2 separate regions of the Homo sapiens genome follow, and region 1 is linked to region 2. A link is a loop called in an ENCODE intact Hi-C map of the cell type or tissue named here. Cell type or tissue: CD4-positive, alpha-beta T cell. All regions are shown on one strand. Links, peaks and the distances in the headings refer to the core of each region. The heading gives the core; the rest is flanking DNA. Region 1 overlaps BMP2K (BMP2 inducible kinase). Region 2 has its middle 220 kb from the start of CXCL13.

Region 1 (6,917 bases), core at 1,208-6,207, 1.5 Mb after region 2:
CTAGGAAAAGCCAAATAAAAGCCAGGTAGGCAAAACTATGCTGAAATTGAAAAGGCATTAAAAAAAATGATAGGTCTTGTTTTTAATCCTAGCAAGTGTAATTGATTAAATATCATCTTCATCCACAAAGAATGTTGTGTTGCTTATTGTATGTGGTATAATTGAGATAGCAAATACAAAATAAGCTTTTAAAAATATTAGATAAGGAGTCTGGCATCATCTCACTGGAACTGTTCACTCTATGACAAGTGATTATTTAACTGATGATGTGACAGCGGGTCTTTTTTTTGGACAGGATTTGTCATTTTCATCACATAGCAACTCTAGTTTAGGAAATACTATGTTTTGAGTTTATAGATGTTTATTTTTTTAATTTAAGGAAAGAAAAAAATAGCTCCTACAGGTAACTAGAATATATAGAATATGTATGTACTTTGTAGAATTTGTAATGAGTGATTATAATACTTTTTAAGGCTGGTATATGTTTTCAATCTTATTTTTCAGAGTATTTATTATATTAATAATAAGTTTGAACTATATTATGTAAGTTAAGACTGAATCTGTTAATGATTGATTTTTCCCCCCCTCACACTTTTTTGAATTTAAAAGTTAATAAGCAGGATTATATCTTAGATTATCAGACAGGTATAATACTACATTTGGGGAGATTTCTTGGTCACAGCAATTTTGTATTGTATGCTATTTATGCAAAGTTTATTTGTTTACACAATACAAAAATATATTTGTTCATATGCTTTTTATATGCAAGATGTAGACAATTTAAACACAAAGAAAAAAAAAGCAGTTTTTATTTCCAAGGAGTTCACGTTCTAATTGACAAGTAAACGATTACAACCTGATAGATATTAGGCTACTTTGAGAGTGTGGAGGAGGGGAAAGACTGGGAACAGAGAAAACAGGAGCACATAAAGGATGCTTTCCCTGCGGATGGGAGTTGCTGCACTCTTCCTTGAATGATGAATAGTCAATCACTTGGAAGGGTGTGGAGTGAAATTATAGCAGGCAGGCAGTTTAGGCAAGAATGACTATTGTGAAACTACAGGACTAGGACAAAAGGGGACATATACAGGAGTAGTGGGAAATGAAGCTGGAGAGGTAGATAAATGCCAATCATGAACAACTTTGTTTATATATCATGCTGAGAAATTTGGACTTTGGCCTATAGGTCAGTTAATTTTCAACCTTCTAGTCAGTTCTACTCTTTGAGACTTGGTTGTGACTGTGTTGTAAATGATCTGTTACTTATACATTGTTAAAATTTCATTTGCGAATGACTTATTTTAAAAAATGGTGTTACTTTAAAAATATCTTCATTCACTTGAATTTCAAAATGTTCTTTTGAGAAGAGGTGAAGGTGTAAAGTTATATCTAACTTGCAGGAATCCAGGTTGAACAGCAATTGGTCTTATCTATGACATAGCTTTAATTAGCATCCACTGTTATAGTTGAGTGTTAATTATGAATTATTGTAGGATTTGTCAGTTGAATTTTATTGTGACTTCTGTTTTTTAAAATAATTAGTAAATAATTAAATCTTTGAGAAAGTAGGTGCAGATTTTTAAAAAAAGCGTAAGTCAGCTGAACAAGAATGATGATTTGATTATTTTTTCACCCTAATGCAAGTTATAGCTTTAGAGTTACAAGACAATGAAATAGTGCTATTAAAATTCACAGTGCTTATTTATAGTATGTTAAATCTGAACATTATGTATATTAAAAAATAAGGTTGATTGGTACTTATTGGTTACTAATATAAATTTACTCTTTATGAATATTAGTGAAAACTTGAAAAAATCTAAATGTATACAAAGCTTAATATTAAAAAATTTAGTTTTTTCCATGTAAAGAGCACATTTTGGGAGGAGAAATCATTTACTAGCAGTTTCATTACCCACGTTTTCAAAAAGCGCCTGTGGGTTTCTCAGCTGCCTTCAATCTGTGGTATTCTTTGCCTTCTTAAAAGGTCGCTCTCATCTCCCCAAACTTTGCATCTGCTCTTAGTATGGTTTAAGATGTGAAATTTATCTGACACATGTCTTAAAGATTGAGACACTGAGAATCACTGGCCTGGCAGATGGAAACATTGAAGGATTTTAAGCAGGAGAGTGTGAGTCTGAGTTCTAGGAAACCTGTGATGATTTTGTTCAGGTGATGGCAAGGAGAAAAGAAGGGAAGCAGAAAAACAGCTCTGTGACTGTTGTAATAGTGAAAATGAGACTGTACAGCAGTATCGATGCAATAATTACTGTTTTTAACTTCAGTCGATTTTGTATCTTCCCTATGCCTAATCTGCCCAGGCATTTTCTTCCCATTCCTTCACATAGAATGCCTGGTTTCTTTGTCACTGCCTAATAAAGTCAAACTTATTATGAAAATTTTAAACCCCAGTTTCTACCTGAAGCCTTCTGTAGCCAAATTAGGTTAAAAGTACAATTACATCTCCATAAATTCTTGACAGCACTAGCTTGGCACTGATGATTTTTACTATCTTATATTTATTACATTTCCACTAACATATGCCCTGTCTTCCTAGGTATGCTGTAAATTCTTTGAAGACAGGGTGTTATGCAGTGTTTTGCTGGATATCAGTAAATGTACAATACATATTACTGTATTGATAAAACAGAGACATCAGAGTGAACAAAGTATACAGACTTTTAATATGCTTCTTAGGGCTTTTGCTATGCCTACGTGTGTTGTGAATCTGTAAAGAGGGTTTAGACCAGCAACAAGGCAACATCAGGTCTGGCCTGTACTAGCCGTTTAATACAGAATGGATAGTTAAAGAGAGAGATTGTGTACAATATTTCCCCCAAATTACTTGAGCTTAGGGAGTATAGCATTGATTGTAATGCCACATCAATAATTTAATGTCAGTAAATACTTGATTATCATTAAAACAAGATATAATTGATTACATATATATATACACCGATATATATATCGGTGTATATATATATGTAATATCTGTATATATTTGGCCTATTAGTTAAATTTTCATGTCTTTTACCATCCCCATCCCATCTAGAGCTTAAGTGTTACTTTCAGAAAACGGCATACATATAATTCTAAGATCTTTTGATTCAGTGTCACGTTTTTTTTTTTGGTACCTCTTGGAAAGATAGTTGTTAATAGGGCTCCCTCTTGTGGTACACACAGATATTGGGAAATAACTGGATCTGTGCACTTGTTGATAGATGCAAATGCAGCAGATGTGTGCTTCATAAATCATATGTATGTAAAAATTTTAAGTATTCACTTGAAAATGTGTAAGGGGATTTAATAAAGATATTTTATTGTGAATCCTGTTGGAAAGTGAACATTTGGTCCTATTAACAAGTATTTGAGTTTTTGTACTTAATTTATAGAAAGCAAGTTGATAAATATATAAATATTTTACCTTTTTTGTTTTTTAAAAAAAGCAAATGTTGGTGTCTTCTCAAATTATATTTATTGTTTCTTGATTTCAAAACTGTGTTTACTGCTTAACCACTCACATCTGGGGCCTAAACTAAGTCCTAGTGGGATAAATTTTATATACTTTCCATTCTGTGTTCTAAGTAAAGCAAAGTTAAAGATTCAAGAAGTTGAATGTGAGCAGGTGGCATCTGTTAAAAGTTTTGGCTTATTTTGTTTAACGTGCCCTAGGCCACAGTCTTTTCTTTTTTTATGCCTTGGAGTCCAAGTAAAGGGAGATTATTCCTTGTTGTTTCTTATTTTTATTTCCCTGACAAGTTCAGAGAGTGGCTGTCAGTTTTGTCCAAAAGCTTATGAAAAGGTTTCTGTTTATTTCCTTTCAGTATCATTTCATCTCCTTAAGAGCAGTTTCTGGGACTATATTCTTTTTCTGCTGGTTTCAGTAGGAGATTATGAATGGTTGTGTACTGTTTTAAGGAAAATTGTTAGTTTTATTTATTTTTCTGTGTTTAGTAAACGTTTAATACTTGAAAATGAGCCTTAGGAGAAAGATGAGGACTAATGCGATTATCAGTAATAGTTAAAATGTATCTGTTGAGTTGGATGCTTTATAGAATAAATAGTAAATTAGAAATAATCCCAGTATTTAGAATGAAATATATTCTTCTGTTGTAGAATAACAGATACCATTGGACCAACAGAAACCTCAATTGCACCAAGACAAAGACCAAAGGCCAACTCTGCTACTACTGCCACTCCCAGTGTGCTGACCATTCAAAGTTCAGCAACACCTGTTAAAGTCCTTGCTCCTGGTGAATTCGGTAACCATAGACCAAAAGGTAATAGAGCCCCGCCAACCTCATCCTCTTAAAGGTTAATGTTAATAAACCTTTCATGATTTGATTTCCTGACCTCAGGTGATCCTTAATATTGTAAAGTAGATAACATAATGCTTTCAGAAACTTTCTATTGATGTCTAATAAATTCAGTTGGTTTCTCAACAATTCAATTGTTGTAGGCAAAGGGAAGTTACTGGCAATATAAAAGTATGGTACAAAAAACTCACAATTTGCTTTGATACTATAAATACAAACTCTTATCCCTAGAGTCATCAACTAATAGGGTTTGAGGTTGGGAATAAAGTTCAACGGTATGGAAAAAGTCTATGTTATATGAGAAAGAAAGTTGAAACACTAGTCTTACAAAGTTTATGTCTTTGTATTGCACCTAGAGCCTTGGTGAAGGGCTATCTTGAACCATCCATATGGACATTACAACATAAAAACTTACCTGATTTTGAGAAAAATTTACTCATCTAAAGTATCTCCTAAGCATTATGGTACAGTGTGGTACTTAAAAAAAATTTTTCCCCCCAAAGAAATGTCCGTAACATTTGAGTAAACTTATTTTTCTCAAGGATCTGGGAGTATAACCTGAAGACTCACCTTAAAGAAATCCTGTTTTGCACTTTATTTCATGATAAATCTGTCGTGTTTTAATGTTAAAATGTTTTTAATGAGGATACCCTAATGGTTAAGAGTGTACGTTTTGAGTCTCACGAACCTGATTTGAGTCCTATTTCTCCCATTTTTTAGTAATATAGCTTCTAAAAGTACTAGTACCTATCTTAATAGGATTATTGGGAGGATTAAATGGCTGTTTAATGTGCTACCTGATACACGGTATGCCTTTGATAAATGTTAACTATTAACTACTGTTGTTACTATCAAGTAAAGTATATGTTCAGGAAAGGTGATGTTTTTATTTTTTATTTATTTATTTTTTTGAGATGAAGTCTCACTCTTGTCCCCCAGGCTGGAGTGCAATAGCACGATCTCGGCTCACTGCAACCTCCGCCTCCTGGGTTCAAGCCATTCTCCTGCCTCAGCCTTCCAAGTAGCTGGGATTACAGGGGCCTGCCACCACACCCAGCTAATTTTTGTACTTTTAGTGGAGATGGGGTTTCACCGTGTTGGCAGGCTGGTCTCGAACTCAAAGGGAAGTAGGCTTTGCTCTGTATTGGATACTGTCAAGAAGAGGGCATATGAAGCTGGGTGCAGTGGCTCATGCTTGTAATCCCAGCACTTTGGGGGGCCAAGGCAGGTCGAATTGCTTGAGGCCAGGAGTTCAAGACCAGCCTGAGCAATGGCATGGTGGTACACACCTGTAGTCCCAGCTACTGGGGAGGCTGAGGGGCAGAGGATCCCTTGGACCCAGTAGATGGAGATTGCAGTGAGCCAAGATCTCACTGCTGCACACCAGCCTGGGTGACAGAATGAGACTCTGTCTCAAAAAAAAAAAAGAAAAAAAGAAAAAAAAGCAAGAGGTGTTATGATATGTTTAGGTTTCTTAATATAAATTTTGTCTAGAAAGAAGGAAGCTAAAGCCTCAGTAGCTAAAGATGTTGAGGCATTTTTGGGGTTTGGACAATGTTCATGGTTTTGTCGCTGTTCAGACATGATTTTGGAGTGGTCTTATTTTGATCCATCAAAGTCATAGTGTCCTTGTCTAATGTTGTATGAGATTATTCAACAGGAGAGCACCAAGACTTAGCTGTGATTGCCAGGCCTAATCCTGATGTCAGGGGCCGTGTTTCTCTTTCTTACATGCTTTCAGCTTAAGTTGGAAAAATGTTCCGCTTTTTCCCCCAATAAGTGCATTTTTTTTTAACATTTCTTCACCCTTTAAAAATAATACAAAAATTAACACGTGAGTATTGTATTTTAAAATATTCGGATTATACAGTAGTATTCAGTGAAAATGTAAATGTCTCCCTCCATTTTCTTCCCAGAGTTAACCAGCGCTGTTTAATGGTCATCTTCCCAGTCCTTTTTTATGTTTTTACATGTGTATATACAGATATAAATAATTCATGTTGTATTTAAAATAAATGGAGGCCGGGCATGGTGGCTCACTGCCTGTAATCCCAACACTTTGAGAGGCCGAGTTGGGTGGATCACTTGAGGCCAGGAGTTCGAGACCAGCCTGGCCAACATGGCAAAACCCCATCTCTACTAAAAGTACAAAAATTAGCTGGGTGTAGTGGCATATGCCTGTAATCCCAGCTACTTGGGAGGCTGAGGCACAAGAGTCACTTGAACCCAGGAGGTGGAGGTTGCAGTAAGCCAAGATCATGCCACTGCACTCCAGGCTGGGCAACAGAGCAAGACTCTGTCTCAAAAATAGTAAGTAAATAAAATAAAATAAATGGAGTCATACTATACATACGTATTAGTTCGTTTTCATGCTGCTGATAAAGACATTCCAGAAACTGGGGGAAAAAAAGAGGTTTAATTGGACTTGCATTTCCACACGGCTGGGGAGGCCTCAGAATCATGGCGGGTGGTGAAAGGCACTTCTTACATGGCGGCAACAAGAGAAAATGAGGAGGAAGCAAAAGCAGAAACCCCTGATAAACCCGTCAGATCTCATGAGACTTATTCACTATCACAAGAAAGACGCCCCCGTGATTCAGTTAC
Region 2 (6,917 bases), core at 725-5,724:
AAGCTTTGAGGGTGGGAAGAAAGCCCGGGGACAGAAATTGAGGAGGGAGCTGGAGGAGTCTGGGAGGATCAAACCACAATGCATGCACGTCTTACCTTCTCAAGGAAAGAAGAAAGGTCAGGTAGGAAGTGGCTTAGACTGAGGAGTACAATACTAAGTGTTTTGGCAAAGCAGATGGCAAGTCCCAGGGCCCAACTTGCCCACTGGGAGTTCCAAGTGTCCTAAATGAGCCTGCCATAGTCTCCCAGCTGCACTGAAGCATCAGCTGGAAGCAGCATTTAGGAAGTGTGGTGTTCTAATGGACCCACAGTTGGCCCCTGTGCTGCACAGATCTACTTCCCTACACCAGTTCACAGAGCAGTGACTCCATGTCCACAGGCCTCTATTTTTGAGAGGAAACTTATACAGGAAGATGTTAGGGGAAGAAATGCAACTGCTGTGGCTGAAGTGGGTCTTGGCTCACAACTACTTCTCCTCTTCCACCACCAAAATCCACCCTGAATTCCCTTTGCACTCAGCTATCGCCTCAGCTGAGGATTGGTGCTGATCTGGTGGTGTGATCCACACCTTCATCCTGAGGTATTTCAACCTCTAGTGAATAGATGCTTAAGATAGGGCTACTTAATGCCCCAGTTACAATGGGACGAGAAATAAGATACTCAAGTGGAATACTTGGGTTCCATTCATGTTCTTTACTGCTCCAGGGTGCCTAGTCTCCTGCTGGTCATTCTGTTGCCCTGCCACAAGGATGACTCAAAGTGACCAGTAACTCACTTGAAGCAGTAGAAAATGAGACCATTTTTCCTTCTCAACTGTAGGTTGCAGCATCCCTGTAATCATTCTACTGGGGATACAGCACCTCTGTAATGTACTATGGCATCATGAAGAAGGGCACTCCAAACTCTGAGCACATTCACTCAGTGCTGCTGCATGGCTTTCTGAGTCTCTCAGTGCTGAAGTCACCTGATTCAGAATGATGTTGTATGATACCAGGTTACCTCATGATTAGGAGCCCATTCTGTACCACTTCTTTCTGATTCCAATTTATTGGTGACATGTCTGTGTGGAATTGCATGCCTGTGGAAGGAGCATTGCAAATGATCCCAGATAGTAGTGGTGGTAGAGATTCCTCAAGGAAGAAAGGGACATTCATAGTAAGATAGTTGTCTATTCCTGTGAGTCTATATGGCTGACTCTTTTAGAATAGAAATGGCTCAATGTAATCAACTTGCTAACAAGTGGTTTTTTGGTCTCCTTATCAGGGTGCTATATGGGGATGCAACATTTGTCTAAAGAGCTGCACATTCAGAGTTACTAGACTGTCTCTAGAAATTGGCATTACATGCTGTTGGGCACCTGTGTAGCCTCCATGTCTGTTGCCACTATAGCCTGTATTCATTTGCTAGTTGGCTGATAACTGGCAGTCATTTTGTTTGGGTGGCTCGGTGAGTTTCTGTGGCTGGTGCTCTGTAGTGAGTCTTCACATGTGAAATGAAATTTACATGTCTACATGAACACACCTTTTCAGGGTTCTTTGTCTGACTTTGCAGTCCATTTGCATCTGGTCTACTGGTCAAGTGGTCGGGCCATGGGCCTCTGTTGTAGATTCATAGCAGATTAATTTGAGCTGTCAATTACTTTCCTCAAAGATGAGGGCCTGGGAGGCATTTTTATTGGTGTCATAGCCATAGAGCATAGCCAAGAGGCTTTAGAATTGGAAATAGTGTTCTCACTTAGCAATTTAACAAGTATGTCTTTCTTAATCCCAAAGTGGTACTAGTTTTGCTGATATAAGCTAAAACTCATAAAGAATATTGCTGTATGACTTAGGCATATACCTGCCTTGGTGTCTTGGCCCTTCTAATAAGGAGATGAAAAATATGTTGGAAATACATTTGGATTCTCAAAGTTGAAAGCAGGCTGGCCCTGGTATTCCCAGTACTGGTCAGTAATGCTTTGGCTTGCTCACAAAGCCTTGAGCCAAGGGTCAAGACAATGAGGAAGAAATACCCATCTGTGTTGCGCTGAGGATGGTGGCAGAAATAGGTTTCTTGCTCAGATGGTATCTTCTCACTTCAAGCCCTCTTCCTTTGGAAAAAGTGAAACTTCCTTTCATTGTTCTTGTCTTTAGGATGGGATTGAAATCTGCTGTGAGTTTAGACCTTTATCTGTTTCACAAGACTCCCTGTATTGAGTTGAACATGAAGACTCATCTTTCCCAGTTCCCTAATAAGAGTTCCCAGGCTTAAAGCTCTATGAGAGGTATGTCCAAACACACTCAGGCTTGTAGGATGTATAAGAGCTTTGCCTTCTAGCCCCTTGTCTCAATGTCCCCAATTTGTATGCAGAGTTAAACTATGTCACAAGATTCCTAGTTTATAGACAGGCCTATAATTGAGTGATGGGGGATGGGGGGGCTTGACCTGCCAACTACGGCAGTCACCTGCATGTTCTGGGGGAGTGGCTATGCCTGCATGTTCTGGGGGAGTGCTAGTGAGCCATATTTGGTGTTATGGGTTATGGAATAGGATATCACTGTTCTGTGGCACAGCTATACATTCTATATTTTGCTTCTAAATTGATCATCTTTTATATTGTGGGGCAGGCAAGTGTGTAAGTTAGAGCCTTGACCTTGGTAAAGGTTGCTTGGCACTTGGCACTTTGTTTTTTGGGGAACCAAGAGTTTATTTCTGCTTTTTAATCAGGGACTCACTCAACAGAGGTCTCCATGTGAAAGCAAGTCTGTACTAAAAAGCTAAACAGCACTTCTGTGGACCTCTCAGTGGTTATTTGATTGGATGGCTCAAAGTGTATCAGATCATGAGTTTAACTTCCTGTATGAGGGAGATGGCTTTAGAGTCCAGGATGAGGTATCTGAGACCACAGGACACTGCTAGAAACTGACTCGCTGACTTCTATGCTTCACGAGATATGAGTGGTCTTGTGCATCCCTCCCAGGGTTTCTGGAAGTGCATGTGGGGTGTGAAAGAATCAGACAAGTCCCAAAGGTAAACTGCCAGGGCAGAAACTCTGAAACCTGATTCACTGTGTTGGCCAGAAGAGGGCAGCACTCACACAGCAGAACAACTTTACGCATTCAGTGACTTCAAGGAGGATCCATACTCAGAGCCAACGATCCCTGAGAAAGCCTGGAGAGGGGTTGGGGCCTCAAATGAGCAGCTTCTTAGTGATGTTTCTGGGAAGAAAGAATGGACAAGTGAGTGGCCTCTTGGCCTGATAAGTACTTTGCACTAAAAGAGATAGGAAGGCCTCAGAAGCAGTATCAGAAACAGTCAGTCTCTGACCTTCTGTTCTTCTGTCTCCTGTTTGTTCTTTCCAAGACAGGTCACAGAAACTAGACTTCCTCTTCCTCAAGGCAAGTCATAGAAACTAGAAGCCCTCTTCCCCAAGGCCAGCTGTAAAACCTGGAAAGATTGCTCACTTTCTCCTTGCCTTTCTGTGTAAGGACTGGCCATGAAGAAATTCTGACCTACCTTGACTAATAGTAGGTTATGAGACCCTCATTCCACAAGGGGTCCTGCCACCAACCCAGGTGGAAGAAATGCCAGAGACAAAGAATCTAGACAGGCCTAGGTGGCTTTCCCAACTCAGTCTATTAGCATTAGGTCATATATCTCTGACCATTTACAGTCCTACATGGCTGTTCATACATCATTAAACCTAAGCAGGAAAATAGAAAGTTTTCTGTTTCTCCGTGGGTCTTCATTCTGAAGGTTCCCATGTCAAATTTTGATAGCATTTTGAAAAATAAATTTGGGCATACAGCCCTGGGTAGAGGCACTTCTTGGTAGGGAAATGGGTGAAGGTAAAAGGAACCTGTCTCAAAGCAGATGATCCAGAGTAGGTGTTGGAGAAAGATCTCAGTGGGGGACCAGATGCGGAAAGATTAAAACAGAGCAAAGATCCAGAGAGGCAGAGTCAGCTCTTTGGTCAATAATAAGCACCTTGGTTGAGTAGATGGTCACAGAATGGCATGTTTCTCAGAGGGACTTGTGCTTGAGCAGCATATACCTGCCTTAGTATCTTGGCCCTTCTAATAAAGGGATGAAAAATACATTGGAAATAGTTTGATTCTCAAAGTTGAAAGCAGGCTGGCCTTGGTATTCTAGATCCATCATGTGAGCACGTTTCTCTTGTGTGCATAAAACAGCATCTCAGAAGGTGTAAGTGTATGGATTAGTGAGACTTCTATGCTTTTACCCTGTATTTTTTATTGCTCACAAATCTTATGCAAACATGAGCTTTCCTAGGCTTACTTAATATTTCCCTTTATGTGACTATCAGTGACAAAGTGCAGTGAATTAAGCAATGTGAGCATAAGGTGTAGGCCTTGTGAGAACACAGAGCACATGGAAGACCATCAGCATCCTCCTTGCGCTCATGTGCAGCTGGATTTGCTGGTGAGCACCCACAGGGTCATTTTTGTGTGTTTTCTGTTTGCATAGTGTCTCTTGCCTAGAACACTTTCCCAGTACATAACAATGACTACAGATGGTGACCTGAGATAGCAAAGAAAGTCTATAGTACATTGGTTCATAACAAACTCAGTCAGCTTTTGGTTCTTGTAGAGAAGCTAGAGTGTTTTAAGAGAGTATTTTATGCTAGTTAAGGAAGTTATTAGAGTTCTGTATGATGTAACTTTCTTGGGATTCTAGTCGGTATGATACGTGGAATTTATAGGCAAACAACATCTTAAGGTAATTAAGCTCAGATTTTAGTCTAGTTTTGAAACTCAGTTCTGACTTGACTGAGTGGCTTTTGTTACACATACATTTTCTGCTTATGTAAATTTAATGGTATCTACAACTAGGTCTCGAAGCATGCGACATTACTGATTTTTCTATAATTTTTTCTGAGGACTCTACTGGTGGGAAGATGAATATCTGGTCCTTCATTTCCTACTACTAGCTTGTTGGCTCTAAGTATGAATCCTCCCTAATGTTGCTGAATGTGTAAAGCCACTTGGGTGCTATCTAGGATAAAGTGGGCAATACTTTATACCAATTCCAGGAGGTAGAACCAACTTGGAGGTTTTAGATGTATATGTGTTAGGTTGGATAAATAAGCCACACAGGACGTGTTCTTGAAGAGCCATACACTAGGCAAGAAACCATGGTTAGTGGTAAAATCACTGCAATCCAGTGCCATAATGAGGTAGAAAAGTTGGCATGCAAATACTGAAACTAGAGACATCTAGGAACCATGACAGATCATGGAGTTGCCAGAATTGGGCAGAACATGTAATTGGAGAATGTTGAGAGTTGAGGGAGGACTTCATTGTAATGAACAGGCATTCTGGGCACAGAACAGAGGAACTGCATTTCTCTAGGCCCTTTTGTCTGTGTTGTAGATTAGACTGTTTAGAATAAAAATTGAAGTGGAATTTGGCAGGAAGTATGGTATGTAGAGACCAAATCCTATCCTGGATGGGAAAGGAAACAGGATTGGGTGACAGGAGCACTTAACTGCAGTGCAGGCCCAGCAATGCCTTAGCCAGTGTTGGTATTCATGTGGCCCTTCAGCTTGTTCCATGGTGGCCTGAAATAGCTGATCTTTATGTGTCTGCTGCAGTCAGTGATTGGATGGGGGCTGCATGGGAAGGGCATGCCCTTGGAGCTGAGGCAAACCCTGAAGTTGACTGGAGGCTGCTGACAGTGCTTCAAGCAGCTAGGGCAACATGTTTTTGAAGGGGATCTGGTTGGAGCATTCCTATGCCCTCCAAATCCAGTGATTTGGTGGAATTGTCTACCCTTTTTAATCTCTGGCCTGTGTTAACACATGCATATGCTCAGCATAGCTTTTTTTTGGCCCTACCTTTCCTACTGAGCTCCAGATGGAATCTGAGCTTTAGGTATTAGATGATTGACATGAGAGACAGAAGCTATGAAGTGACTAGACAGGTTGGAGACCACTACATACCCATTTTCACTCTCATAACCTAATGAGGTTCTTGTTTGCAGAAAACTAAACTTTCAGAACAATTTCATGACACATAGCAAGTGCAGTCTATAGGCCTCCCACATGTCACTTCTACAGCTTACAAAATTGACCAAAGTAGTTCATGCTGTCTCCATGTCCCAGATGGTTTGGACCACAGGGAAAATTCATTTTCTTAACCTTGGTCATAGGTAGGTCCAGGCTGTAGGACTTTGTGTCTTAAATCCATCCTCAATCTTTACCCTCAGTAGTTTGCTACATTGAAAACCTATCCAAGGATTCTGATGGCTCGAGCAGAGCTATTATAGGATCCTTATCCCAGGCTCCTCGGGTTGGGGTAGGTCTCCAGGCAGAAGTCTTGTTCCAGTCTTCTCACAGGCATGGGGTTGGGGAGAGAAAATCCAAAGTTTTCTTCACAGGACACAGCAGTAGTTTAACCCTTTGCTTGCCTTATGATATGAATGTCTTCTACTTGGACCTGAACCCTCAGCAGAATAAAAAATTAGAAACAATCTGAGATGGTTCTTACTGCCTGGAACTGGTACTCATGTAAGCATGGAGGCCAGATGGGCAATGTGGGCTGTGTAGGCATCAGACTGGCAGGGAGTGGACAAGTGGATTCTTGCATCACCTGGTGGAGGGAACTAGTCTCTCCAGGGTATGCAGAGGTAGGGCAGGGGCAGGTTCAGCTGTGGCAGCAGCTAGTGTCACAATAGTGACCCTAGCCAGAACTGGGGCAGTTGTCATGGATGTGGGGCCACTCAATCCCCAAAGTAGGAGGGACCCGGGGAGGGCAGGTTGGACTGTCCACCACTCTGAGGGGAAGATTCAAGCTGGGCAGCCTGCAGAGGATGAGGGTTGACACTTGGCACAATGAAGTGCCCATCTACCGTGGGCAGGGGCTGTGCAGCACACATCCAGGGAGGTCTTATTCATCCTGGATGTAGAGTTCTTCAGAA

What was found. Peaks named below come from ENCODE experiments on the same cell type or tissue, not always from the same donor. Only the 100,000 strongest peaks of a DNase experiment are listed, where the experiment ranks them.
Region 1: a loop joins it to region 2, with 32 times the contacts of the local background. A loop is called at or near these places in 2 of 110 quality-filtered maps.

Annotation. Positions count from the first base shown.
Region 1 is chr4:78,861,444-78,868,360 of GRCh38, forward strand. BMP2K (BMP2 inducible kinase) reads left to right here. Exons shown (of 16, transcript NM_198892.2): 9 at 1-25; 10 at 4,114-4,277. Among named protein-coding and RNA genes, the nearest start is that of PAQR3, 75 kb to the right of the region's middle. RefSeq lists an enhancer at 1,012-1,306. In CD4-positive, alpha-beta T cell, for the core only: a CTCF peak has its summit at 3,190 (motif pointing left); a DNase peak (open chromatin) is centred at 3,168.
Region 2 is chr4:77,382,506-77,389,422 of GRCh38, forward strand. No RefSeq gene overlaps it. Among named protein-coding and RNA genes, the nearest start is that of CXCL13, 220 kb to the right of the region's middle. In CD4-positive, alpha-beta T cell, for the core only: a CTCF peak has its summit at 3,048 (motif pointing right); a DNase peak (open chromatin) is centred at 3,066.